6 separate regions of the Homo sapiens genome follow, and all the other regions are linked to region 4. Evidence: chromatin contacts called from ENCODE Hi-C or POLR2A ChIA-PET data. All regions are on one chromosome and are shown on one strand. The core of a region is the stretch at or near the end of the contact, and the rest is flanking DNA. Distances in the headings are between cores, read along the strand shown.

Evidence for each region. Hi-C counts contacts between places; a loop is a spot of excess contacts on that map. ChIA-PET counts read pairs that join two places held with the same protein, here RNA polymerase II (POLR2A). Pooled maps may share reads with other maps.
Region 1: a map of heart right ventricle shows a loop between it and region 4 (5-fold over the local background). The contact joins the promoter of ZBTB24-DT here to the promoter of SEC63 in region 4. A Hi-C loop is called at or near these places in 3 of 168 maps with a recorded cell type or tissue (CD4-positive, alpha-beta memory T cell, heart right ventricle and naive thymus-derived CD4-positive, alpha-beta T cell), 1 of 37 single-sample maps with no recorded cell type and 14 of 50 pooled maps. POLR2A ChIA-PET finds 5 or more read pairs at or near these places in 1 of 52 experiments (GM12878).
Region 2: a loop to region 4 is called in a map of naive thymus-derived CD4-positive, alpha-beta T cell, with 17 times the contacts of the local background. The contact joins the promoter of PPIL6 here to the promoter of SEC63 in region 4. A Hi-C loop is called at or near these places in 1 of 168 maps with a recorded cell type or tissue (naive thymus-derived CD4-positive, alpha-beta T cell), 2 of 37 single-sample maps with no recorded cell type and 18 of 50 pooled maps. POLR2A ChIA-PET finds 5 or more read pairs at or near these places in 1 of 52 experiments (activated CD4-positive, alpha-beta T cell).
Region 3: a loop to region 4 is called in a pooled map, with 7 times the contacts of the local background. The contact joins the enhancer-like site here to the promoter of SEC63 in region 4. A Hi-C loop is called at or near these places in 3 of 37 single-sample maps with no recorded cell type and 12 of 50 pooled maps. POLR2A ChIA-PET finds 5 or more read pairs at or near these places in 1 of 52 experiments (activated CD4-positive, alpha-beta T cell).
Region 5: a map of B cell shows a loop between it and region 4 (9-fold over the local background). The contact joins the promoter of ATG5 here to the promoter of SEC63 in region 4. A Hi-C loop is called at or near these places in 4 of 168 maps with a recorded cell type or tissue (B cell, CD14-positive monocyte, CD8-positive, alpha-beta T cell and 1 more), 1 of 37 single-sample maps with no recorded cell type and 13 of 50 pooled maps. POLR2A ChIA-PET finds 5 or more read pairs at or near these places in 1 of 52 experiments (naive thymus-derived CD4-positive, alpha-beta T cell).
Region 6: a loop to region 4 is called in a map of naive thymus-derived CD4-positive, alpha-beta T cell, with 24 times the contacts of the local background. The contact joins the promoter of RTN4IP1 here to the promoter of SEC63 in region 4. A Hi-C loop is called at or near these places in 1 of 168 maps with a recorded cell type or tissue (naive thymus-derived CD4-positive, alpha-beta T cell), 1 of 37 single-sample maps with no recorded cell type and 9 of 50 pooled maps.

The regions. Positions count from the first base shown.
Region 1 is chr6:109,481,956-109,486,672 of GRCh38, reverse strand. It overlaps ZBTB24-DT (ZBTB24 divergent transcript), which reads right to left and starts at 3,029. Exons shown (of 4, transcript NR_187591.1): 1 at 1,836-3,029. It overlaps ZBTB24 (zinc finger and BTB domain containing 24), which reads left to right and starts at 3,454. Exons shown (of 7, transcript NM_014797.3): 1 at 3,454-3,575; 2 at 4,619-4,717. The coding sequence starts at 4,647. RefSeq lists silencers at 2,954-3,393, 3,474-3,763.
Region 2 is chr6:109,437,400-109,442,129 of GRCh38, reverse strand. It overlaps PPIL6 (peptidylprolyl isomerase like 6), which reads left to right and starts at 1,502. Exons shown (of 8, transcript NM_173672.5): 1 at 1,502-1,674. The coding sequence starts at 1,540. It overlaps SMPD2 (sphingomyelin phosphodiesterase 2), which reads right to left and starts at 1,406. Exons shown (of 10, transcript NM_003080.3): 1 at 959-1,406; 2 at 677-773; 3 at 502-578; 4 at 63-156. The coding sequence starts at 1,008. RefSeq lists enhancers at 522-601, 762-831 and silencers at 1,245-1,450, 1,092-1,911.
Region 3 is chr6:109,458,918-109,463,096 of GRCh38, reverse strand. It overlaps ZBTB24 (zinc finger and BTB domain containing 24), which reads left to right. Exons shown (of 7, transcript NM_014797.3): 7 at 1-503. It also overlaps a transcript of MICAL1 not described here. Among named protein-coding and RNA genes, the nearest start is that of MICAL1, 5.2 kb to the right of the region's middle. RefSeq lists an enhancer at 3,904-3,953. Within about 2 kb of position 2,741, at least 4 of the 41 ENCODE cell types and tissues checked have a DNase peak (open chromatin) inside an H3K27ac peak, as active enhancers do.
Region 4 is chr6:107,955,876-107,960,078 of GRCh38, reverse strand. It overlaps SEC63 (SEC63 protein translocation regulator), which reads left to right and starts at 1,871. Exons shown (of 21, transcript NM_007214.5): 1 at 1,871-2,193. The coding sequence starts at 2,070. RefSeq lists enhancers at 628-1,228, 1,831-2,432 and a silencer at 1,669-2,208.
Region 5 is chr6:106,323,732-106,328,253 of GRCh38, reverse strand. It overlaps ATG5 (autophagy related 5), which reads left to right and starts at 2,494. Exons shown (of 8, transcript NM_004849.4): 1 at 2,494-2,728. RefSeq lists enhancers at 2,295-2,614, 2,635-2,684, 4,332-4,522.
Region 6 is chr6:106,628,235-106,632,392 of GRCh38, reverse strand. RTN4IP1 (reticulon 4 interacting protein 1) reads left to right here and starts at 2,895. Exons shown (of 9, transcript NM_032730.5): 1 at 2,895-3,645. The coding sequence starts at 3,372. It overlaps QRSL1 (glutaminyl-tRNA amidotransferase subunit QRSL1), which reads right to left and starts at 2,815. Exons shown (of 11, transcript NM_018292.5): 1 at 2,688-2,815. The coding sequence starts at 2,711. RefSeq lists enhancers at 2,584-2,643, 2,674-2,813.

The DNA of each region.
Region 1 (4,717 bases), core at 1,780-4,279, 1.5 Mb before region 4:
TGTTTGTTTAGATTTCCTTCATACTTACTTTTTTCTCTTTTTTTTTTTTTTTTTGGCTTACAACTCCCTCTTATACCTCAGACTTTCCTCTTGGTGTTATTTTCCTTCCTATGGTATGGGTTTGTTGGAGGTTAATACTTTTATTTTTTGTTTGACCAAAATTGTCTTGATTTTGTCCTTTTCCATGATAATTGTAGTCTATAAAAAAGATTTTAGGTGAATTTTGAAAGTATCATGCCACTAACCTCTGGCTTCTACTATTGCTGTTGAGAAACCAGCTGTCATTTTAACTGGTTTTCTTTTATAGGTACAGTCATGCATTGCTTAATGACAGGGATATGTTCTGAGAAATGCATCACTAGGTGACTTCGTCACTGTGCAAACATCACAGAGTGAACTTACACAAACCTAGATGGTATAGTCTACTACACACCTAGGCTCTATGGTACAACCTATTGCTCCTGTGCTACCAACCTGTACAGAATGTTATTGTACTGAATACTGTAAGCAGCTGTAGCACAGTGGTATTTCTGTATCTAAACATATCAAAACATAAGAAAGACACTTAAAATACAGTATACTGATGGCTCATGCCTGTTATCCTAGCACTTTGGAAGGCCTAGGTGGGCAGAGCACTTGAGCCCAGGAGTTCAAGACCAGCCTGGGCCACATGGCAAAACCTCATCACTACAAAAAATACGGAAAAAAAAAAATAGTGGAGTGTGGTAGCATATGTCTGCAGTCCCAACTACTCAGAAGGCTAAGTGGGGAGGATCACCTGAGACCAGGAGGTAGAAGTCACAGTGAGCTGAGATCATGTCACTGCACTCCAGCCTAGGCAACAGGGTGGGATTTTGTCTCAAAACAAAACAGTATAAAAGAAAAAAAAAGTACACCTGTGTAGGGCACTTACCATGAATGGAGCTTACAGGAATAGGAGTTGCTCTGGGTGAGTCAGTGAGTGAGTGGTGAGTGAATGTGAAGGCCTAAGACATGGCTATACACTACTGTAGACGTTATAAACATTGTACGCTCTAAGCTACACTAAATTTATATGAAAAAAAATTCTTTGTTGGCTGGGTATAGGTGGCTCATGCCTGTAATCCCAGCATGGGAGGCTGAGGCAGCATTTATTTTTTTAAATGGGTGTCCTGTGTCTTTATTTGTGAAATCTGGCAACTCTCCACTCCATCTGCTGCCCCTCACTCACTGTGCTCCAGCCACACAGTCCTTGCCGTTCATCAGATGCTCCTTCCCAGTCTGAGCCTTTATGCTTGCTTTTCCCTTGCCTAGAACATTTTTATTCCAGATCTTCCCACAGCTGTCTCCATGTCATTCAGATCTCAGCTCAAATGTCACCCTATCCTGATTTCACTTCCCTGTCAGTCTCCATCATCATTCTTTATAAAATTTAACACTTTCTGAAACTATTATTCATTAGTTTACTTGTATATTTGTCCTGTCTCCCCTTAGTAGAATGTAAGCTTCATGAGAGCAAAGGCCTTGTTAGTTGCTGTATCCCCAACACCTGACGCCAATGTCTGGCTCTTAGTAGACACTCGATAAATATCTGTTAGATGAATGTATGACACCCCAAATCCTGTTCTGCAAGATTTAAATTTAAGAAGACCTGTTAGGGGTAGACCGGCTGGCCTTAACAAGAACAAAAGTTTTGAAAAAGTCAGTATGGATCCAAAACAAAATTGCCTTGAAGAAAGGGCTAGTCTGTGTTGTGGGTGGCTGATGCTGGAAGATCCTCCAGACTCAGTCTTTCCTCGCAGGATTATGCTCCAGTGAGCAATGATTGAATGAGGAAATGGAAGTACCTGGCTTACCTTGGCACTGAGTCTTCTTATGCCGTTGAGGACCTCTGGAGGGACAGTGATTTGACTGCAACCCTCGTAGCAGCAAGAAACAATGAGGTAGCTAACTTCCTGCTGGTATGCAGAAGTCAGGGAGCGCTCCCCATCCCACTTGTACCCCCACAAATCCAGAGGACTTAGAGACAATTCAATATGAAAGGGAAACCTCAGAGAAGGAGCATGTGTGGCTTGAGCTAGTTTTAATAAAATCTAGTAAAAATGTAAGAGCCAGGTTGCTAATTACACCTCCGGTTCAAGATCAGGGAGGCTATAGATGGCATGTTGGGAATCTGGAAATGGGCAGAAAAATAAGTAATTAGGTATTGGCTAAGAGAGAGAAAATGCTGAAATAAATGGATGGAAGCAGGTGGGGAGTAGATCTGGATGGGGCTTGTAGACCACATTAAGAAGCCTGGACTTTATCCAGAGGGCATGTGGGAGCCACATGGATTCTAAGCCAAGGAGTGACTCTAGTCTCTGGATCTCATATGTACTTGGAGAAATCCTCTGTACTTCTGCGAATTAAAGAGAACAACGCTGCAGCTGAGACCAGTTAGAAACAGTCTATTGAACAAAGATGATGAAAGTTTGAATAATAATGATCATTTTAATCACAGCAGACGAATTAAACCAGGCATTTCCTAAGCCCATTACATACTTAATTTTGTTTATGCAATAGCAACCCTACCAAAGTGGCACTAGTGTTAACATCTCCATTTTACAGGTAAGGTAAAGAAGTTGTGAGGGTAAGTAATTTGCCCAAGATCTCTCAGAACCCAGGTTTCTCTGACTGCAGTGCTCTCTTCATTCCCTTAGACTAAGGCATCAGGAGTGGGGAGGAAAAGGAGGCAGATGTGAAAAACATTTAGGAGGTAAGTAATAGTTATTATATTAGCACTAGATAATGACGATGGTGATGATGATGACAATGATGATGACGGTAAGGGGGATTTCATGCCTTTATACATTCAAGAACAACACCAGATTCGGTGTCGGAGAAGAGATAAAATTAAGGTATTGGCGTTGAGCTAACAGTTTAATACGATATAAAACTTCCCAAAGGGAGGGGTCACAACGCCTCTCCTGTCCATTGCCCCCAATTCACCGCAAAAGTCGCTCCTGCCTGGGCTCCCCGGCAGTGCCACACGCAGGACCTCGGGCGCCGACACCGCCCCGCCCCTGGCCGCGCCCCGCCCCGGCCACTGTCCCTCCTCCGAAGCCGCGCCCCTCCCCGCCCTGCCCCGGCCCCGGCCCCGGCCCCGGCCCCAAAGCCCCGGGCCTGCCATCTCGCCCCGCCCTGCCCCGCCCCGCCGCGGCTCCCCCGACCCCAGGCCTGCATTCTCGCCCCGCCTTGCCCCTCCCCTCCCCTGCCACGCCCCAACCCTTGAACTGCCTTCGCGCCCCGCCTTGCCCTGCCTTGCCCCGCCTTGCCCCGCCCCGCCCCGCCCCGCCATCTCGCCCCGCCCCGCCCCTCACCTCCCTTCCCCTCCCCGCCGCTCTCGTGGCCCCCACCTCCAGGGGCGCCTCTGCGGGCCACGTGGTTCGGCGTCCGCGCGCAAGCGGCTCTTGGCGCCGCGCTTCCGGGTTGGCTGTGGCTGTGGCTGCGGCGGCGGCGCAGGAGCAGAAACCGGTGCGGCGCAGAAGCCCCAGAGGCGGGCGGGGCGGAGCGGAGGGCCAGCGGGCCCCGGCGTGGGTCTCCCGCCAGGCCGCCGGGTGAGTTGGCAGCGACCCGGACCCCACCGGGCGCCCCTGAGCGGTAGGTCTGCCGCGCCGACCCCTCCCCCGCCGTGTGCTCCCCAGTCGGGCCCGCGGGGCCTGGGCGGGGAGGTGGGGGTCTTTCCGCGCCACCTCTCCCTGCTGGGACCACCCGGGGCTGCGGGGGGCTCCGCGCCGCCCCTAGTGTGTCTGGCGGCCCCACGCAGCTTAAGTTATTAGTATTTTATTGCAGCTACCTCACATTCACTTTGCACGTGCACATTTCTTCACTCTTCACATTGGTTCCCACATACGAAATGGCTAATAATCTGGGAGATGGAGGCAGCTTCGTTCTCCCTGAAATAGTTGTGCAACCATAGAAAGTTCGTGCTTGCGGAGGATTTTGGAGATGGTTAATCCCATTCCTTCATTTTATAGAAGGTAGACCCTGAACCGTTCCATGAATACTGGAGAGTCACTCAGCTAGTTAATGTGCGGCAGGAGGCTGAGGGAGAGAATTGCTTGAACCTGGGAGGCGGAGGTTGCAGTGAGCCGAGATTGCGCCACTGCACTCCAGCCTGGGCGATAGAGCGAGACTCCGTCTCAAAAAAAAAAAACCGCGAGCTAAGTTGTTTTGTTTTTGTTTTTTGAGGTGGTGGTCTCGTTCTGTCGCCCAGGCTGGAGTGCAGTGGCACGATCACGGCTCACGGCAACCTCGAACTCCCAGGCTCAGGTGATGCTCCTGCCGCAGCCTCCTGAGTAGCTGGGACCACAGGCGGGCGCCACCACGCCAGGCTAATTTTTGTATTTTTTGTATAGATGAATTCTCTCCATGTTGCCCAGGCTGGTCTCAAGTGATCCGTCGGCCTCGGCCTCCCAAAGTGCTGGGATTACAGGCGTGAGGCCACTGCGCCCGGGCCCAGAGCTAAGTTTGTAGACAGACAAAAATGGTAATGGTAAAATTCAGTTAATGATGTGAAGTGAATAGGAAGTTCATGTGGGCTGGCATTAACCTTTTAGACAGTGCTTTCTCCTTTTTAAACCTTGTTTTCTTATTTCAGATTTAACCCTTAGTGGCTTCTGAAGAAAATGGCAGAAACATCGCCAGAGCCTTCTGGGCAGCTTGTTGTACACTCAGACGCTCACAGTGACACTGTGCT
Region 2 (4,730 bases), core at 253-2,752, 1.5 Mb before region 4:
CCTCTACCTTGTATTACTGGAGGTGGGGAAGGGAGGTGGAAGAGGTCAAAGGTCTGCCTTACCATGTAGGGGTAGCCATTGAGAGTGTAGATGTGCTGGGTAAGCTCCTGGATTGGATGTTTGGAGAAGACACAGAGGCCACTGCCAATGATTCCGCTGAAAGCCAAGCCCTGCTTAATAACCAGAAAAACAGGGAGAGACACCCAGCCTTCTTCCCCTCCCTTGTCTTCCAGCTCTGATCAGCTATTTTTTTCTTTTTCTACTGCTGGGACTAGCCCTAGAACCAAGGCGACAGCCTTTGGAGGAGTATAGGGCAGCCAGAAAACAAAGCTGAAATGGGCTGAAGTCATAGGACCTTCTTGGTTCACCCTTCTCCTTCTCTCACATCCAGAGGGAGAGGAGGCTGGAGGAGACTGGAGAGTGCAGGCAGGATAGGGAAGGGCTGGCAGGGCCAAGAGCCTCCTGGGATGACAACAGGCTTCAGGCCAGTGGGCTTCTCACCTCCGGAAGTGGTGTGCAGCTGGGTAGGTAGGTGACAGCTTCTGTCTCAGGTACTGGAAGTCCTGCTCACTCCACACCTGAGGGAAGCGGTGAGGATGCCTGCTTGGTCTTTCCCCAGTGGGACGGTCTGTCCCTCCTCCCAGCCTGGGTTCCGCACCGTGCTGCACAATCTCACCTCCTCCAGCAAAGCCAGGTCGAAGCTCTCCTGGTTCAGAAAGTCTCCCAGGCGCCTCATGCGGTCGGCCCGGTGCTTGCTCAAGTACGGAATGCCCCTAAGGAAGGGAAGAGCGGGGCAGGGGAGGCGACTGCTGGGACCACCGGCGCTGGGGCCAGATGTGGACTTTGGAGGTTCGGGTTTTCCCTACACCCTGAGATCGTGGGGCGGGATAGGGGGAGGAAGGCTGCATGGGTGCGAACGGAAGGTGGCCCCCAGACCGCACTCCGCAGACGCACTCACCAGCAGTTGAGGTTGAAGATCCGCAGTCGCAGGGAGAAGTTGGGCTTCATGGTTGGGGAGCTCCAGGGGCGCTAGGCGGCTCGAACTCTCCAGCGACGGCCGCGGTGGGGACGGGGGCGGCCGGCGGCGCCTTCTCCCCAGACCGTTCCTTCTTCGCAGGCGGCGCGCACAGGTGGGCACCAAGCCCGCGTGGCTCAGGTCGGGCCCGACTCCCGCGTTCCCCCGGCAACCGGCCGGCTGTTCCCAATCAGGCGGGCCGCCAACCCGGAAAGGCGATCCGCTGCCGAAATCCGGGCGCCCAGGCTCGGTAAGGGCCGCGCGCTAGGACCCTGGGGGTCCGGAGAGCGCCCCCGGGTGGGCGGCTCCCGGTTCCTTTTCCTCCAAGCTCGTCCCCGGCGGTCGCGGCCGCCCGCGCGCCGGCGGCCCAGCAACAGGCGCAAAGTTGAGGAAAGGCCCAGCCGCCACGGGCCGCCCTCGACCCGCCCCTGGGCCCCGCCTCCTGCGAGCGGCGGAGGCGGGGCCGCGCGGTTGCCGGAGCGACGCGCAGTGTTTGGGGTCACCGGGCGTCCCCGGGCGCGGCCATGGCAAGGCCGCAGCCGTGCGGGCCCCCGCACGCTAGGTGCGGCTCGCCGTCGCTGCCGGAGCGGCCGCTGCAGGTGAAGGTGGTGGGGCTCTTCAGCTGCCCCAACTTTCAGATTGCGAAGAGCGCCGCTGAGGTAACCACAGAGAAACCTCCGTCGTGGGCGGCCCTCCCCGCTACCCGCTCTCGGCCGCGTGGACTGCAGGCGCCGCGCCTCCTCGAGGCGGCGGGGGTCGAGGCCCCACCGGCCGAGGAAGGGGCTGGCGTGTCCTGGCCGGGCGGGCTCCGTCTGGAGGACCGGGAGGAGAGTATAGGGGGGCAAGTGCGGGTCCGGGGGCGGGCGTTCCACTTGGCGACTTTTAAAGGGAGAACTGAGCGAAGGAAGGGTTCAGAACCGCGCTGGGAGATAAGGTAATCCCCTCCGAGACACACACACACACACCCGCAGATTTTGTTCTACGTCAATTTTTTCTTTAATTAGAGATATTTAAATTTATGGAAAAATGATTACTATATAACTAGCTAATTTTTACAACCCCGCCACCTCGGCCCAAGCGATTTTTGTTAACTATTCATGCGGGGAGATTCTTTTCTTTGAATTTTATAGAGCCGTCACTGCGTTCCAATCGAACTAGATGCTTCACAAGTGCTTTGGAAAATCATTTCTTTGTAAACACTCAGAACGATACTAAAGGAAAAGCACTTGAGGAAACTGGAAGAATTTGGCCAGATCAGTCATGCTGCAGCACACTTACAACCTGAAATGCAGGAGAAATGTATGAAATGTCGGCATGTAGAATTCAGCCCTTCTTACAGGGTTTGCTCCAGAAATGCTGTCCATGGCAAACTTCTCGCCGAAGCTCACTTGACTCCAGGACCATGCCTTAATTAATGTTTTTAACTCCCGAAGTACCCAGCTGGATACTTGACAACAAAATGTTCCCAAATAGAAGATATCTTGGCGCGGTGACTCACGCCTATAATCTCAGCACTTTGGGAGGCAGAGGCGGAGTTCTAGACCAGCCTGGCCAACATGGTGAAACCCCGTTTCTACTAAAAATACAAAAAATTAGCCGGGCGTGGTGGCGGTCTCTGTAATCCCAGCTACTCAGGAGGCTGAGGCACAAGAATCGCTTGAACCCGGGAGGCGGAGTTTGCAGAGAGCTGAGATCGCGCCATTGCCCTCCAGCCTGGGCGACAGAGCCAGACCCCGTCTCAAAATAAATAAATAATAAAAAGAAAACAAGTGATCAGAAGTCTGTGAAAATAATACATGAATCATCAAAAGTAGAAATTGTGGTCTGTGTTGCTTGGGCAGACGGGATCAGCAACCTTTTATTACCAAAGTTAATGGCCATGAAGTTAATTACAAAGTTAATGTATTAATGAGTTTCAGAGATTTTTTTTCTCTTTTTTTTCGCTCTTTTTCTGAAGGCACATATTTTCTGTGCCGACTCCACATTGTAAAGAAAGTGTTGACAAGTTTTTTTCTGTAAAGTCCAGATAGTAAATATGTTAGGCCTTCTTGGCAATAGGGTCTCAGTCACACCTGTTTAGCTTTTTCCTGTGTTGCAAAAGCAGACACAGAGATGGAAATGAATGACAGTATTCCAGTAAAACCATATTATGGACACGAAATTTGACTTGCGTATAATTTTCACATAACGTGAAATACAATTCTTTTGATTTTTTAGAATTGTTTACAGGCCGAGCGCGGTGGCTCTTGCCTATAATCCCAGCACTTTGGGAGGCTGAGGCGGGCAGATCACGAAATCGGGAGTTCAAGACCAGCCTGGCCAACATGGTGAAACCCCATCTCTACTAAAAATACAAAAATTATCCAGGCATGGTGGCGGGCGCCTGTAATCCCAGCTACTCGGGAAGCTGAGGCTGGAGAATCGCTTGAACCCGGGAGGTGGAGGTTTCGGTGAGCTGAGATCGTGCCACTGTGCTCCAGCCTGGGCAACAAGAGTGAGACTCTGTCTTAAAAAAAAAAACAAAAAACTGTTTACAAATCTAAAAATTATTCCTCTCCAACCCCTGATGTAGAAGACAGTAGGTCGAGAAAACAATATCTTTATTGTATTAATAATGTCAATTTTCCCTTTCTTAAACTTTTACCTACTGTAGTTATATTCAAATATGAAAATTCAGCTAGTTTTTTTTTTCTTTTTTTGGAAGAGATGGGGGTCTCACTGTGTTGCCTAGGCTGGTCTTGAACTCCTGGGCTCAAGCAATCCTCCTCGACCTCCCGAAGTGCTGGGATTATAGGCATGGGCCACGGTGATGCCCAGCCTCTAGTTCTGTCTTAATAAAGGATATCTGAATGTATTCCTAACATGATAATTTGTGAGCGATCCCAGATGCCTGATTAACTGACAAAGATTTAGATTTGTGTTGAATGTTCCCAACACAAAGAAATAATAAATGTTTGAGATGATGGATATGCTAATGATAAGTATACATTATATGTATTGAGACATCACTACCCCATAAATATGTGCAATTATTATATGTCAATTGAAAAATAAAAAACAAAATGTAAAAACCAAACACACAAAAGATTGAAATTTGTAGAGAATAGGAACAAATATTGCATACATTTTCATTTGGATATAGTCCGTTCTACAACAAATACTAAATTACTAAAAAGACATGTGTTTCATTTGAAAACTGCTGGATTTATAGTTTATTCCAGATGGTTAGAAATAGCAGTCAACCGGGCCAGGTGCGGTGGCTCACGCCTGTAATCCCAGCACTTCGGGAGGCTGAGGCAGGCAGATCGCCTAAGGTCAGGAGTTCAAGACCAGCCTGGCCAAGACCAGCCTGGCCAACATGGTGAAACCTCGTCTCTGCTAAAAATGCAAAAATTAGCTGGGCGTGGTGGCGGGTGCCTGTAATCCCAGCTACTTGGGAGGCTGAGGTAGGAGAATTGCTTGAACCCAGGAGACGGAGGTTGCAGTGAGCTGAGGTCACACCGCTGCACTCCATCCTGGGCAACAGAGCGAGACTCCGTCTCAAAAAAAAAAAAAAAAAAAAAAAAGAAAAGAAATAGTAGTCAACCTGCAGTATTGCCTCAAACTGAGCACAGACACTGGAACTGAGAAACAAGATGCGTCAGCTATTGCTTGGGGACAGAAGGAAATGGCCTAATTATTGTTGCCCTCTTCATGAGTATTCCCAAAGTAGGCC
Region 3 (4,179 bases), core at 1,492-3,991, 1.5 Mb before region 4:
GAGAATCACTTGAACCCAGGAGGCGGAGGCTGCAGTGAGCTGAGATCACGCCATTGCACTCAAGCCTGGCGACAGAGCGAGACTCCGTCTCAAAAAAAAAAGTTAAATGACTTGAGTACCCAAAAGAAATGTCGTGAACATGAAAGTACTTCTCATGTGTCCTTGAGAAATGATGTTGCTAGTGCAGTGTTTCACAATTCATTTTCTACTAAATGTGTACCATTTTTTAAATTGTTTTAACAGAAATATAGAGTGTGTTTCTTAGGAAATAGAATGTTATGCTTTGGGGCTCCTGAAACACCTCGTTTTGAAGGTGAATCTTTGGTTTTCTCCCAGAAGAGGGTCTGCCTTGGGATGATTGGAGCTCTTACCATCAAAATCAGTTATTCAAGTGCTTGCCCAGTGCTTCTTGAAACTCACCTCTACTCTGTATTTTCTACAGTTGGTTCTTGTGTTATAAATGTTGTGAGCAACAGATTAAATGATGCTGAGGAATGAAAAAAGATTCTCATTATAAATGCTTACCTAGGATTCTCATTATAGATGCTTATCTAGGTTTTCATAAATGGGAATGTAACAATATCTTCCAAATATGGAGTCCTTACTATTGTCCAGGAGCCAAGCCAGGTCTGTTAAATCTGTATCATATCTTACTGGGTCTCAAACATCTTCCATGTCATGGCACACAGATTTACAATATAGCACCCTCTGGTTGGAGGACTCCAGTCCCCTCTGTTCATGACTGGTATATTAGTTTGCCATGACTACCATAACAAATACCACAGACTGGGTGACTGAAAAAATAGAAAGTCCAAGATCAACGTGTCAGTGGGGTTGGTTTCTTCTGAGGCCTCCCTTCTAGTTGTCTTCCCCTGCCTGTATCTTCACATGTCCTTCCCTCTGTCTTACTCTCTTTTAAGAACACCAGTTGTATGGGATCAGCCCACATTAATGTCCTCATTTAATCATCTTTTCAAATACAATCCCATTCTGAGATGCTGGGTATTAGGACATCAACATGTGAATTTGGAGTAGGGGGACACAATTTACCTCCTAACAACTGGCATCTGAGTGAGGAGGGGAGCAGTGTCTGGGACACACCTTAACCACTGGAAGCATGTCTCATCTTAATCTTCATGACATTCTGGTGAGGTGAGTAATTATTATGCTTATTGGACAGATGAGAACATGGAGCCCAAAGAGAAAGTCTGTTGCCAAATGTCATACAGTAAGTGGTAGAACCAGAACTAGGGCACAGGCTTTTAAAACTTTAAGCTGGATTTCTTATTCCCAAGGTTAATAGAACCAAAAGAAAAGGACAATTTTCTTATTAAATAAGTAATTTCTTATTTATTATTAAATACATAATTTATTTCCCACTTATTAAGTTCTTATTAAAAATTACATATTTAATAAGAACTTACTAATTAAAGAATGTGACCTGCTTAATGTAATAGAAGTTTTTGACTAAAATTGAGGGTCTATGTCTGGAATTATAGCATACTTTTTTCTTTTTTTAAGTGGAGACAGGGTCTCACTATATTGCCCAGGCTGGCCTCAAACTCCTGGCCTCAAGCAGTCCTCCCACCTTGGCCTCCTAAAGTGCTGGGATTACAAGCATGTGCCACCTGCATACAATTATAACTTTTTTACATAAAACAATAGTAGTGAAAGTTACGGTCTACAGAAATTCAGTAACTACCATATAATCATGTTAGTGTTTCACTACTATTGATTTAAAGCTTAATTGGTAAGAAAATGTGGCACATATACACCATGGAATACTATGCAGCCATAAAAAAGGATGGATGAGTTCATGTCCTTTGCAGGGACATGGATGAAACTGGAAATCATCATTCTCAGCAAACTAACACAGGAACAGAAAACCAAACACCACATGTTCTCACTCATAGATGGGAATTGAACAATGAGAACACTTGGACACAAGGCAGGGAACATCACATACCAGGGCCTGTCATAGGGTGGGGGGCTGGGGGAGGGATAGGATTATGAGAAATACCTAATGTAAATGACAAGTTGATGGGTGCAGCATACCAGCATGGCACATGTATACCTATGTAACCTGCATGTTGTGCACATGTACCCTAGAACTTAAAGTATAATTTAAAAAAAAGCTTAATCGAAATTTGCCAGTTGGATGAAAGTTACTGGTAAGGTGAAAATGTCTTAGTTAACAGGAGCCTCTGTAAGTGAGCCCTTTTTTCAAATTTTTGACTGAGGATATTTTAAGTTTAGGGTAGGTTTGTTTTATTTTTGTTATCCTTAATAAGCATTAAGGTAAAATTTCATTTTCAGTTTCTAAACTTAAGCCTAAACTCTTAAGAATTGAAAGAAAACTCTTTGTTTTGCTTTTGTAAATAGCAGATAAAGAGGAATGACCTGTGAAAAATCTGCTTGCCTTGCCTTTTGTAAATAGCAGCTCTCAAGGAGTGACCTCTAAAAGAAGCTGGAATGTTGTGATAGTTTATCCTGCTCTCAAATCCTTTACACATAATTAAGCAGCAAAAGACTTTAGCTTACTGGAGTGTGTGTGTGTGTGTGTGTGTGTGTGTATTTATATATATATTTCATTCTAACTTGAAACATGGGACATCAACAGCTTTTAAACTAAAGCTCATTCGATTACATTTCTTTTTTTTTTTTTTTTTTTACGTAGGGTCTTGCTCTGTCACAGGCTGAAGTGCAGTGGCATGATCATGGCTCACTACAGCCTCTTAGCCTCCTGAGTACCTGGGACCACAGGCATGCACCACCACCACACTCAGCTAATTTTTAGATTTTTTTTTAGAGACAAGGTCTCACTACGTTACCCAGGCTGGTCTCAAACTCCTGAGCTCAAGTGATCCTCCCACCTCAGCCTCCCAGAGTGCTGGGATTATAGACACAAGCCACTGTACTCAGCCCACATTCTCAGTAATACAAAATGTAGGAATTTAAACACATTTTGGTAACAGCAAGGGATCTTAGCTTTTTTATGAGTCTGAAAAGTGGTACTATATTCAGTGTGAAGTGTGAAAAAAGGAAAAAATTTGAGCAGGGGTCAGGATAGAGAACTTTTATTCTGAATTCATAATATCCATAATATGTCACTTTAAATATAATTCAAAGATGATTTTCCAAAAGAATAGTTTGGGTATTGGTTTTAGTTCATTCATATGACTATCCTTGTTAAATGAAAAGTCAAACTGAAGCTTCCTTAGACTAAATCAGAGTTAAAAACAAAACTACATTTTAAAAATCCACCTGTCAAGATAATTTTAGTTTGGTTAATTAAGTGGCTTCTGGATAAATGTTTCTTATAATCTTAGTGTTTGAAGGGCAAAGGCAGTCTTATTACAAAAATATGGGCAAGTATTTAACTGATCCTGAACCTATTTATGTGTTTAATCTTTGCAGCCTCTCAAGGTAGAGTCCTTGTGTTATCTCAGAATCTATGAAATCATAATTGTGCTTTGACTTCTGGGGAAGGTATTGAGTAAAAAGCAGCATACAGAGGAATAAGGTGGGAAGGAAAAATAGGAAAGAATGGGGGCCCCAAGTTTGTGATTTACCCACTCCAAGCCAAGAGACAAAGCTGGGTGTCATTCTTGAAGGGGCCCACCTGACCCCCACACCCAATTCATGGCCATGTTATGTCAGTTTCACCTTGAAATATCTTTTGACTCCATCCACTTCTCCCATCCTCACTATACCATGTCACTTGCCTGTACTCCTGACAAAGACCTGATTGATCCTTTCTACCACCTCCTGCTGGGCTTTCTCCACTGGAAGTGGTGATCTGTTTGGGCTCACCATTGTACCCTTAGCTTAGCATCAAACAGAGTGCCTTGCTGAATGAATGGATTTGCATTAGTTATTAAGATAAATATGACCGTGTCTCTGCTCTGCTTAAAATCCTTCTACAGAGTTTCCATTGGCCTTTAGAATAAAATCTCCAACTTCCTCTTGGGACCCTCTTCCCCATTCTCATTTCGTCACGTGGTTCCTTGGTGTTCCCCAAACATACCCAGCTCTTTCCTGCCTGAAGGCTTTGTGGCAGGTGGTTTCTCAGCCTTGAAAGTTGTCTGCCCCCACTCTGATTCATGAGTACTCATCTGTCCTCTAACCTCAATCAAACCATGTTGTCACATCCTCTCATGGCACTCTCTACACCTTTGG
Region 4 (4,203 bases), core at 622-3,121:
AGAAAAAAAGTGAGGAGGGAAATGCATAGAAATGAATTTCAGAAATTTCCTTTCAAAGTGAGTAGATAGGAAATTTGAAGGGAAGAGAGAATACATATGAACACAATCTATTATGAAGGAAAGCATTACTGATTAAGATACTAGTTTTGAAGACATGAAATGAAAGACAATGAGCAACCAGATTTTTCCTCCAACAATGGAAGGAATATTATAATGCATTTAGTTAACAGAGTATAAAGTATTAAAATGAGTCCTTGAAATATAGTGTAATATTTGGTATTTGCATATTACACTTTCTCCTTTGAAAAGCATTTTCACAATTAGTCCTTTCAATCTCTGCAACCAGGTGGGCTATCCTTTTAACCCAGAGAGGGGCAATGGACTCTGGGATAGACCCCAGCCACAGCTGCCGCTGGACCGTGGGGTCGTTCAAAGATCTGGGCAGAAGTCCAGTTTCCAGCTCAGCGGACACCAGCCTCTAGGGTCCCACAGCCAGGGGAAGGAGAGGCTCCCGAGAGCGACTGCTCCCGCCACCGTCCATCCCTGAAATGCAGTTTCCTGTTCACAACCCGCAGGGAGAATGCCAGTCACTGTCAGGAAATTTTAAGGTCCTGGGCGATGGAGGGTCAAGGGCACACTGGCTTTGTGGCATCAAAATGATATGGGTTTGAATCCTCAGACATTCTTTTACTGTGAGGGACCTTGGGCAGTCTCTCTGGGCCTCAATTTTCTCATTTGTAGAGCAGACATACTTTGCTTTATTCCATGGGGTTTACTGATGACTAAATGACACAAAACAATAAAGGTCTCAGCCTACCGCCTGAAGCTGGTGGTTATAATTAGCAGCTCTGGAATGGGTAGGGAACCATCTGTAACGGCTTGGGGAAATCTTCATCTGCAAGATGGGCACAGCGTAGATTCAAATCTGTCGCCCAGTGGAGAGCGATCCGGTCTCACTGCAACCTCCGCCTCCCGGGTTCAAGCGATTCTCCTGCCTCAGCCTCCTGAGTAGCTGGGATTACAGGCGCGTGCCACCACAGCCGGCTAGTTTTTGTATTTTTAGTAGAGACGCGGTTTCACCATGTTGGTTAGGCTGGTCTGGAACTCCTGACCTCATGATCCACCCGGTCTCCCAAAGTACTGGGATTACAGGCATGAGCCACTGCGCCCGGCCAGATAGTAAACATTGCTTTGAAAACACAACTGCAACCCACACCTCCCGCAACCCACACCTCCCCATCCCCCAATTTTTTTTTTTTTTGAGATGGAGGCGCGCGCCACCACGTCCGGCTAATTTTTGTATTTTTAGTAGAGAGTGGGTTTCACCATGTTGGTCAGGCTGGTCTCGAACTCCTGATCTCATGATCCGTCCGCCTCGGCCTCTCAAAGTGCTGGGATTACAGGCGTGAGCCACTGTGCCCGGCCTCCCACCCCCTATTCTAAATGACACTTGTTTCCAAAATATGGGGGCTGGAGGAGCAGATCCAGAACCCAAGGAAACGTGATCAACCAGGGCAATTAATCCAGAGGGCAGGACAGGCTGAGCCTCAGCTCTTCTCTGAATATCTGGGACCCCTGCGCAGCCAGGTGAACCGCCCGCGACCGCTGCTCCGGCGGGAAGCCTTCTCTGGGATCCTGTACGCCGACGCCCGGAATCCGGCGTGGTGCGCTGGGAAACTGAGCGGTGGAGGAAGGCGGAGCGGTTAGGGGCGGGACCCTAGGGGAGGGGTTGGGGGAGGGCTTTGACGTTAGGGCGGGGCTAAGGGCGAGACCTCGCCGAGTTCCACCGTTGCGCTCGCCACGTCTCCCTTAGCGAGCTCGCTGGGGACACGCAGGGGGAGGGAAAACTGAGCGGGGCGGGAACTATCTCCTCTCGCGAGAGCTGGCGACGGCGGCGGCAGCGGCAGAGGTGGCGGCGGCGTGTCCGTGAGAGTGGCGTGGGGGCGGGGAGGAGAGGCGGCGGCGGCAGTGTCCAAGCTACGCCACTCGGGCCGGGGCGTTGGGAGCGGGAGTGCAGAGCGTGGTCGTGGCGGCGGCGGTGAGAAGAGCGAGGCGGAGGAGGGGGTGCCATGGCCGGGCAGCAGTTCCAGTACGATGACAGTGGGAACACCTTCTTCTACTTCCTCACCTCCTTCGTGGGGCTCATCGTGATCCCGGCGACATACTACCTCTGGCCCCGAGATCAGAATGCCGGTGAGTCCCGCCGGCCTTTGCCCGCGAACCCGCGCAGGCCCCGCCAGCGCCCCCAGGCCCTGCGGCGCCCGCTTGCCCGGCCCCAGCCCGCGGCGTCCGGGATGACAGGGACGGTGCGGCCCGGCCTGTGTCCAGCGTCCGCCACTGGCGGGGCCCGGGTCAGCAGCGTTTCCCTCGGCGCTTCTCCACCTCCCTTCATTGTCCTCAGGAGTTTCGCTCGCTCCATCTTCTCCATTGTTGTGGACGCTCCTTGCAGCCTCCTCCTGCCTCTTTGTCTTCTCTGCCTTTGCTTTTATTGGGGATTTTTCTTTATGGAGGAAGCGGGATGGGGACTTGGGAGGTGAGCAAAGAGTTGGCCAAGAAGAGACTGAACGTGCGGGCACAACTCTCAGTCCGTCCAGTTCGCGGCCCTCATCCCCCGACTCCGGTTTCCCTGTTGCAGCTGCTCTTAACAGATGTTTTAGGGCATCTCTGAGCCGGGTGGCATGCTTAGGACTCCAATTGAGCTTTCCACCGCCTACCCCCGTCACTTCCTCCCGTTGCTTTTTCATTTGTTCACTCACTGTGGGGGTTGGAAGCAATGCCGTTATTCCTCTTAGCAAAAATAGGCTTTTTTCTATTTCCTTTTCTTCGGAGTTTCCTGTTTGTGACGGAAAAAGTGCAAGTATGAAGGATTAAGTCTCGTTTAATTAATCTTGTAGGGAATTTTGAGGTAGTGGGTCGATTTACTTTTGGTTCTAAGTCTTTTCACATTAAACAACATCGAATTAAAGCACAGAATAACAGATTCTTTTCATATTTCACTTGATGTTTGGGTAATGTTTGCATCCATTTGTTGCACTCTACTAGGACATATGGCAGATGGTATTCTTAAAGCTGATGTAACTGCGAGGGCCTAATGGGTTATTTATGGTAGTGTTAACAGTAAGGAGTGGGTTTTGAGTATTAACAACTTAGGGAAAGCTTTCTATTGCACAAGAGCTGTGCTAACTTGCTTAAATATCTTCTCTTCAATTGGGTGTGCTGGAGGTCTAGGTTGTCCAGGTTATATACTCTACTTGGAGAAGTTGTTAACAGTGAAGCCTTGAATCAGCTCAGAACTTGTTATACTTTCAGATGGATTCAGTGTCCTGTAACATTCTTTTTCCCCCCCGCCCCATGTGATCTGCAGGAAACTAACATTCTTGACTTGGAATAGAACTAAAATAAATTTAGGATAAATAGTAACAAAGGATTGCATCATTTTGTACGTTTGACAATAAGTTTAAAAATCCATTAGATGCAAAAATCTGTCCAAAGTTACTAGTCTTAATACTTTTTTTACTCAATGGGTAGTTTATGAAATTTGGATCTTGGACTGTTGTGCCTTATTTCCTAAGTGCATTTAAATTGTGTAGGTTCTTCCTCGATGTTGAAAAAGGAAAAAAAATTGGGTAGGTTCTTTGGGCAGTGATTGTGTATAAGTGAAGTCTTAATGCTGTAATGGCTTTTCTTATCTGCAAACCTAGGCCATTCTTGTGGTTGTTGTATTTCAAGTTAAAAGGGTACACTTTTCAGTAGTTTATTTTCACCTAACAGCCATTATGTGTGCAATTGGTAGTGTAGAAAACAAAAAGGTATTGGGAGAGTAGTCGGTGGGTTTGGCCAGAATGTGTTTTGATCAGGCAGAACAAAGGTATAAAAAAAAGTGTTTTGAGAAACTGCCCTGATTTCAGAAATTAGCCATCATTTTTTAATCTACATTGGATTTTTAAAGTTGTTCTTTTTTTCTTTTTAAAGCGGGGAGAGTCTCATTTACCCAGGCTGGTCTTGAACTTGCTTCAAGTCATCCTCCCGCTTCAGCCCCCCGAGTAGCTGGCCTTACAGACTTGAGCCACTGTGTCAGGATGGATTTTTGAAATTTGAAAGTCATATTTTCATGGTGAGTTTCGTATTATAAAATTCACCTGATTTCATAGAAGAATCATACTATTTATTTATTTATTTATTTATTTATTTATTTAGAGACAG
Region 5 (4,522 bases), core at 1,245-3,744, 1.6 Mb after region 4:
CCAATAAGCTAAAACTTGGAGGAAATGGTAAGGCCAACAAAAAGAGCTCTTTAAAAGTTATCTTCATAGAAAAAAAATTAAAAATTTGCAGTGCCACTGATTTGGAGAAAAGGCATAATGTTCACAAATGGAAATGACAGAGACGAAACATACAATTCCCTTTATTTCCAAATTTTTGCTCAAGGAGCATGATCATCATATAGAAACAAGTGTAACAACTATTTAATAGGAATGCTGATAACTGGACCATATCCAGAGGAGAGATATGGCATGTGAAGAATGGCTGAAAGAAATGACAATGTTTATCCCTGAGTGCATTACGGGGCACAAGAGCTACCTTTTCATATTGAAATGCTGTCTTTTAGAAGAAGAGTTAGTTATTTCTGTTGTATGTTGTAGATGGGTGAGGAAGAGAGAAGGACAAGGGGAGAAAGAAAGAAAATGGTCAATTTATAAAAATTACAGGAAGTTGAATTTTAAGTCAAATCAAGTAATCACCTTTCACCTATTGGGTTTCTTCATACATAGTTTCCCCCAAAACAATTTTTTTTTTTTTTTGAGACAGGGTCTCTCTCTGTTACCTAGACTGCAGTGATACAATCATAGCTCACTGCAACCTTGACCTCCTGGGCTCATGTAATCCTCCTTCCTCAACCACTGGAGTAGCTGGGACTGTAGGCGCATGCCACCATGCCCTCCTAATTTTTGTGTTTTTTGTAGAGATGTGGTCTTGCCATGTTGTGCAGGCTGGTCTTGAACTCCTGGGCTCAAGCTATCCTCTTACCTGGGCCTCCCAAAGTGCTGGGATTACAGGCATGAGCCACTGTGCCTGGTCCCAACATTTTGTTAGGAAATAATTTTGAACACACAGCAAAGCTGAACAAATTTTACAGTGAATACCCATTTACAATGAACCTAGATTCTACCATCTAGATTCTACCATTATATTTTACCATTATATTCTACCATTATATTTTACTATATTTGGTTAATCACATATTTATCCATCTATGCGCCCCTAAATCCATCTTATTTTTTAGATACATTTTAAAGGAAATTTTATATACTTTTGTCTGACACTGGGAAGGCAATGCACCTTAATCCCACAAGCTTTCTTACAGAGGCTAATAGCTGTTTACTGGGGACACTGTAGTGAGGATTTCTGCATTGAGTAGGTGAAGAGGACCATAACTGTGGCTTTCAAACTTTTCTGACTGCTACCCTTACTAAGAAATGTATTTCACATTCCTATCCAGTGTACACCACATACATACTGAAGTAAAAATTTTGGGACACAATATTTACCCTTTACATGTGTGAAGCATGCTGATATTTTCTATTTTATTTCATTTAAAAAGATGCTGGGCATGCTTCCCTAACTTGATTTAGATACCCACTAATGTACTGTAATTTACCATTTGAAAATCATTGTACTTAGTCCAACTCCAAGAAGATTTTTCTTTTTAAAAGAATCCTGTGGCTACTACTAGAATTTTCCTTATGTTCCCAATTATCAAGAACCTGTTTTGAGTCTCAGCACAGTACTTACTTAACATGCATGGCGTTAAGGCACGTGTAATTAAGAGAAAAACCTTAAATGCCTGCTAAGACTTCTGGATAGAGCCAATTCAAAGATTCTTTATTAGTAAGTTTACCAATTATTACTATTTTTTTTTTGAGACGGAGTCTCGCTCTTTCGCCCAGGCGGGACTGCGGTGGCCCTATCTTGGCTCACTGCAAGCTCCACCTCCCGGGTTCACGCCATTCTCCTGCCTCAGACTCTCCAGTAGCTGGGACTACAGAAGCCCGCCACCGCGCCCGGCTAATTTTTTTTGTATTTTTAGTAGAGACGGGGTTTCACCGTGTTAGCCATGATGGTCTCGATCTCCTGACCTCGTGATCCGCCCGCCTCGGCCTCCCAAGGTGCTGGGATTACAGGCGTGAGCCACCGCGCCCGGCCCCAATTATTTTTACAAAGAGTAAGATAAAGATATGTACTCTTGGATGGGTGGGAGGGTTCAGTGCTCATATAGTCTTCTGTTAAATTAGGTTATTAATGCCTGCGGTGGTTCCAACAAAGTAGAGAAGAAGATCAAATAAGAAAATGGATGGGAAAGTACTTTGAAAACTAATGTTTTATTAATACTGTTGTGTGATGCCAGGAAGAAAGGGATGTTGCGATCAAGCTCTAGGGAGGCAGTGTTTCAGTATTTTAAAAACTGTTTTTGTGGAACTGTTAAGTTAACCTCCCCAAGCCCCAATAACTACGCTTTGACGCAAGATTCTCAGAAGAGGGTAGAAGCTATGAACTTGGAGAGGTTTGGTCGCGAGTTCAAGCGTACTGCCCCGTTGGCGCATGCTCAAGAGCGACTCGGGCCTCCTTGCTGGGTTAGGCAGAACACGGAGGGCGGAGTTCGGACCACGTGGGGTCTCGTGACGTCATCTCCGGGCGCCGAGGGTGACTGGACTTGTGGTGCGCTGCCAGGGCTCCGCAGCGTTGCCGGTTGTATTCGCTGGATACCAGAGGGCGGAAGTGCAGCAGGGTTCAGCTCCGACCTCCGCGCCGGTGCTTTTTGCGGCTGCGCGGGCTTCCTGGAGTCCTGCTACCGCGTCCCCGCAGGACAGTGTGTCAGGCGGGCAGCTTGCCCCGCCGCCCCACCGGAGCGCGGAATCTGGGCGTCCCCACCAGTGCGGGGAGCCGGAAGGAGGAGCCATAGCTTGGAGTAGGGTACGTGTGTGTGTCCACCTTGTGTGAGGAAATTCCTAGAGGAGGAGGGCTGGGGAGGGGCCAGGTAGGTGTGGTAGGAAGGAGGGGTGAGTAGTTGCCTGGAGGAGCGCCCGCCCGGCCGCGATGGCGGGTGAAGGTGGTTCCTCCGGGCAAGGTGGAGTTGGCGAGACGCCGGCCCGGAGCCCTGGGGCCGGTTGGCGGGTGTGGCCTGCGGGGTCCCTCTTGGGGTACATGTCTGTTGCTTACTAAGGTAGGAAAGCGAGAGTCTAGTCGCAGGCTCTAGAGTTCAGTTCAGGACCTGAATTGTTTGTGGAACACAGTTATTTAAACCTTTATTGCACAGTGCAGTGTGAGTCTGTCCAAACTCGGTGGGTATGTCCTCCAAGCAATTTATCTATTTACGATATTCCCTGTCTCAATAACAATATTTAGTGCTACCAAAGACATTTTCTGTTGGCAAGACACTTTTACATACTTCATTTGTACTTTGGATTATTTTAAAATTATCCTGAACTTGAGGAACCTAGGAAACTATTGGTTCTAGATTTTTCTGAGGGGTGAGGAGGTACAGCCTGTCTTGAGCAATCAGAACCCGGAGACTTACCAGACAGTAGCTGAACTTCCAAAGCCTTCCAGAATTGGCTTGTTAAATTTCTGAGACCTTGAAACTGGATACTTGGCTCTGAACTGAACTATTTGTGATTTCCATAGAGGGAGTTTCTGGTTGAATTTTGAATTTGAAAATAACGATGTTGTGCTCAGGGTAGTAATTGAGAGGTATTTTACACCAGATTTAAGCCTGTGCTTTTATCTTCAAAGATATGCTACTTAAAATTGGGGGAAAGTGTACAGAATGGAACTGTATGGATATGGATTTTTAGAATAGTGCACACACCTCAAGTGTGTATTTATTTCATTAATTTCCCCCAAACTGAGTACCTCCTATGTGTTAGGCACTGGACAAAACAGTAAACAAAATAGTAAACAAAAGAATAAAAATCCCTGCCATCATGAAGTTCCACTTTGGGGATGGGGTGAGAAGACATTGATACAAAAATTAAGGTACAGTCTTTCCTGTCCCTCGGCATCTGTGGGAGATTGGTTCCAGGACCTCCCTTGGATACCAAAGTCCTCAAATGCTCAAGTCCCTGATATAAAATGGTGTAGTGTTTGCAGATAACCTATGCACATCCTCCTATCTTTAGTTCAACTCTGCATTATTTATAATGCGCAATACAACTTAAATGCTGTATAAATAGTTGTTATGGTGTATTGTTTAGGGAATAATGACAAAAAAGAGTCTATACATGTTCAGTACTGACTTTTTTTTCCTTCCCCGAATATTTTTTCATCCATGATTGGTTGAATACAAGGACGAAGAACCCATGGGTAGGAAGGGCCAACTGTGTACGTCAAGTGGCGGAAAGTGCTAGAGAAAAAAACCAAAGCAGTGCAGGGGTATAGGGAATGCCAAGAGATGGGAGTGGTGGCCATAGAAAAGATGATATTAACTTGGAGGCCTACGGGTGATAAAGAAGGGTGCCACTTGGAAGGAGCTGCCACTGAAGCCCTGAAGCAGGCGCATACTAGCTAGTTTGACTGGAAAATAATGAACAAGAGGGAAAGAAGTAGTGGATACTTAGGTGGAAATGGGGCCAAGTCATTTAGGAGCATGTGGGAATTTATAAGAACCTTAATTTGTACTTTGAATGAGTTGGGTTTTGAGTAAGCAGTGAGTTGATCTAACTTGTGTTTTAAAAGATCTGATTGCTATGTTGACTGTATGCAGCAGGT
Region 6 (4,158 bases), core at 1,646-4,145, 1.3 Mb after region 4:
AAAATAATTAAAAATAAATAAATAAAAATAGAACTACCATACGATCCAGCAATCCCACTGCTACGTATATATGCACCTAAAAGAAAGAAAATCAACATAGCAAAGACATATCTGCTCTCTCATGTTTATTGCAGCACTATTCACAATAGCCAAGATTTGAAAGCAAGCTAAGTATCTACCAACAGATGAATGGATAGAGAAAATGTCCTACATGTACACAATGGAGTACTATTCAGCCATAAAAAGAACGAGAGCTTGTCAATTGCAACAACATGGATGGAACTGGAGGGCATTATGTTAAGTGAAATAAGCCAGGCACAGAAAGACAAACTTCCCATGTTCTCACCTATTTGTGGGAGCTAAAAATGAAAACAATTGACCTCGTGGAGGTAGAGTAGAATGATGGTTACTAGAGGCCTGAAAGGGTAGTAGTAGGGGTGGGAAGTGGGGATGGGTAATGGGTACAAAATATAGTTAGACAGAATGAATAAGATACAGTATTTGATAGCACAGCAGGTGATTACAGTCAACAATAGTTTATTGTACGTTTAAAAATAACTAAAAGAGTATAACTGGAACGTTTGTAACACAAAGAAATGATAAATGCTTGAGGTGATGGATACACCATTTACTCTGATGTGATTATTATGCATTGTATGCCTGTATCAAAATATCTCATGTGCCCCATAAATACATACACCTACTATGTACCCATTAAAATTTTTTTTTAAAAACAATCATAAGACTGCAAAAAACACAACCTTGCACAAAGGCCATTGCAACCTTCCACACACACGAGTACTTCTGTAAGAATGTCTGTCCAGCAACTGGCCATCCAACCTTGGACTGATGCCACCTTTGTGACTGATCCTTGTGGCCAAGGATAACTGATTCAAAATAATTTAAGTAATCCTTCTCATTCTGTCTTTAAAAACATCCCTTGCCTCAACCTTCTTGAATAGGCACATAGTTTACAATATTACACATATTCCCATTGCATTGCTACTCCAAAATAAATATTTTCTTTAGAGTCTCTTTCTGTTACTTAGATTGACAGTGGAAAAGGCAGAAAAAGGAAATAACATATTTTTATAGGTTGTATTTAATTTTAAAACAAGTTTTGGGTGTTGTCTGTTTATTTATTTTTATTTTATTTATTTATTTTTTGAGACGGAGTCTTGCTCTGCCGCCCAGGCTGGAGTGCAGTGGCGTGATCTTGGCTCACTGCAAGCTCCGCCTCCCGGGTTCACGCCATTCTCCTGCCTCAGCCTCCCGAGTAGCTGGGACTACAGGCGCCCGCCACTACGCCCGGCTAATTTTTTGTATATTTAGTAGAAATGGGGTTTCACCGTGTTAGCCAGGATGGTCTCGATCTCCTGACCTCGTGATCCACCCGCCTCGGCCTCCCAAAGTGCTGGGATTACAGGCGTGAGCCACCGCGCCGGGCATATTTATTTTTTAAAGAACAAATTTGATTCGACGCAATTTAAAATGATAACATAATAATGTATTTTGGGGGAAGAACTATTATTTAAAGCCTGTGGATTTCAATTTCTCATTATATATTACAGCTATCTATAATTATAATTCCACGCTGCCAGCTGGGAAACAAACAAAACGACAACTTCTAGGGTGGAATAAAAAGGAAGATGGAAGGCAGTTTAGGTCATCAGCGCCTACTTCTTACCAGAAATCACCTGGAGCCTCCATTAAACCATACTCCCGAACTTACCACACAGCTCTAATTAAGTCTAGAGTGGGGCATAGTTTTAGTTTCAACAGGTGCTTTATGTGACTCTGATAGCAATGGGCCTGCAGACAGTTCTAAGGTTGAGTGACGTGAACCAGGAAGCAAAAAGACCCGAATTAAAGCTATAACAGCAGAAATAACGTAAGAGGGCAGATTCCAGCCATATCTGCAAGATAGAATGAAGAGGGCTTAGTGATTTATTGGATATGAAAGATGAGGAAGAATCTAAAGGCAAATGAGATAATAGTTGTGCCATTAAAAAGAGTCTATTAAGAATTCAGAAATACCAGAGCTTTTTTAAGACGGGGGTTGAGAGGTAAGTCCTGTTACAATGATTACTTCAACACCGATTAAAGTGAATTTGAGGGTGCTTATGTGACATTTAGAAGAACTGCCCAGAAAGCATTCACAAATACAGTCTAGAATTCAAACACGACGTCCAGGACATGGAGACACGGGTTAGGAAATCACTGGTATCTTAGTGGTAGGTAAATCCTAGAGAACGAATTCTTTGAAAAAAGCCAAAAATTACTCATTTGAATTTTGCAAACTACAGTTTCGCCGGGCTTCTTAGCGACAACTGCAGCTAAGTGTCGGGGACAGAAGAGAGACTGAAGTGGCCCCGCAAGCCCCCTTTGGCAAAGCCCACTCCGAGACCATCCGGATCCCGACCTACACCAGAGCAAATGTCTAATGGTGAGAAGCCGCTTCACCACCCTACAGATCCGCGGTGCAGAGATTTCCCTGCTAAGGTCCTAACTCCTGAATGGGTACGGCGAGTACACCCGAAGAATCGAAAGGTACTTATCCCCCACTCAGTTCTAGAGGAAGCAGCGAGGTGGGCCAAGATGCGTGGTAAGGCCCAGGGACTCTTTGTCAACGAAGTCCGTTAAACTTTCCGCCCTCCCGGGGGCCTCAGCGGGCCAATTCCACTCACTTCTCGGAGGCTCCGGCCCAGCATGGTCCTCGTGCCCAGCCTGCCACCACAGGAGCCAGGCAAGGGGGAAAAAGAGGTCACCGGTCGCTAGTGATGTTACATGGGCGCAGCCATCTTTAATTGTCACTGAGCCCTTCAACACCGAGTACTTGGATTGGTTGAATTGCAGCCCGAGGAAATGATCTTTGTAGGCGATTGGTTGGCGCCGCAAAGCCATCCCGGCGGCTAAGGAGAGCGGGCAGGCAAGGAGATTCCGGGCCAGGGTCGCGGCGGCAGTCGGCAAGCGTTCGATTCTCTGGCGTTGGATCGCGAGCGGTGTCTGCTTGTCCCGCCGAGGGCTCCCAGGACAGGGCAGGGATCTAGGGGGTTTGCGCACCTGCTTTTTAATGCCCCGCCCCCCCTTTTTTTTTTAAAGTGGAGGGGGTGAAAGTGAGGGAGGAGAATGGACAGAATACTGACTGGAACGTTAATTCGAGCATTTCATATGCGAAGAGCGGAATAACAGTTCCGTATTCTTCTTTCAGTTTCTCCATTAGATTAGCTTCATTTTCGAATGCTCCGTTTTGCATGCTTAATTTTGAAACTAGCCCGTGGTTTGGCAGAATTTGACTGAATTCAGGGGTGAGAGTTTGATCCAGTCCAAGTGTATTTGAATTTGAGCACGCAGTTCAACCAGTGTTTACAATGGAATTTCTGAAGACTTGTGTACTTAGAAGAAATGCATGCACTGCGGTTTGCTTCTGGAGAAGCAAAGTTGTCCAAAAGCCTTCAGTTAGAAGGATTAGTACTACCTCTCCTAGGAGCACTGTCATGCCTGCTTGGGTGATAGATAAATATGGGAAGAATGAAGTGCTTCGATTCACTCAGAACATGATGATGCCTATCATACACTATCCAAATGAAGTCATTGTCAAAGTTCACGCTGCCAGTGTAAATCCTATAGACGTTAATATGAGAAGTAAGTTTTCAAAAGACATTGTTACCTTTTTTAAAAAAATCACTTTCATAAGGTATGCCGTTTTAAAAAATTGACTACGCTTCTTTGGTTTACATAAATGAATCATTTAGGTTTTTAACAATACCTCTGCAAATATTTCCAAAATTTTTGAAATTGCAATGGCCAGGGAATCCTTCTGGCCATTTGTATTGACAAAATATAAGCTTGATTGTTTTCATGCGTCCTTAAATATGTAAGTTCAGACTTGAGAACTGTGTCTGTAGCTAACTTTTTTTTTTTTGAGACTGAGTCTCACTCTGTCACCCAGGCTAGAGTGCGGTGGCCTGATCTCAGCTCACTGCAACCTCCGCATCCTGGGTTCAAGCAATTTCTCCTGCCTCAGCCTCCCGAGTAGCTGGGATTACAGGCGCATGCCACCACACCGGGCTAATTTTTTGTATTTTTAGTAGAGATGGGGTTTCACTATGTTGGTCAGGCTGGTCTCGAACTCCTGACCTCAGGCGATCCTCTGCC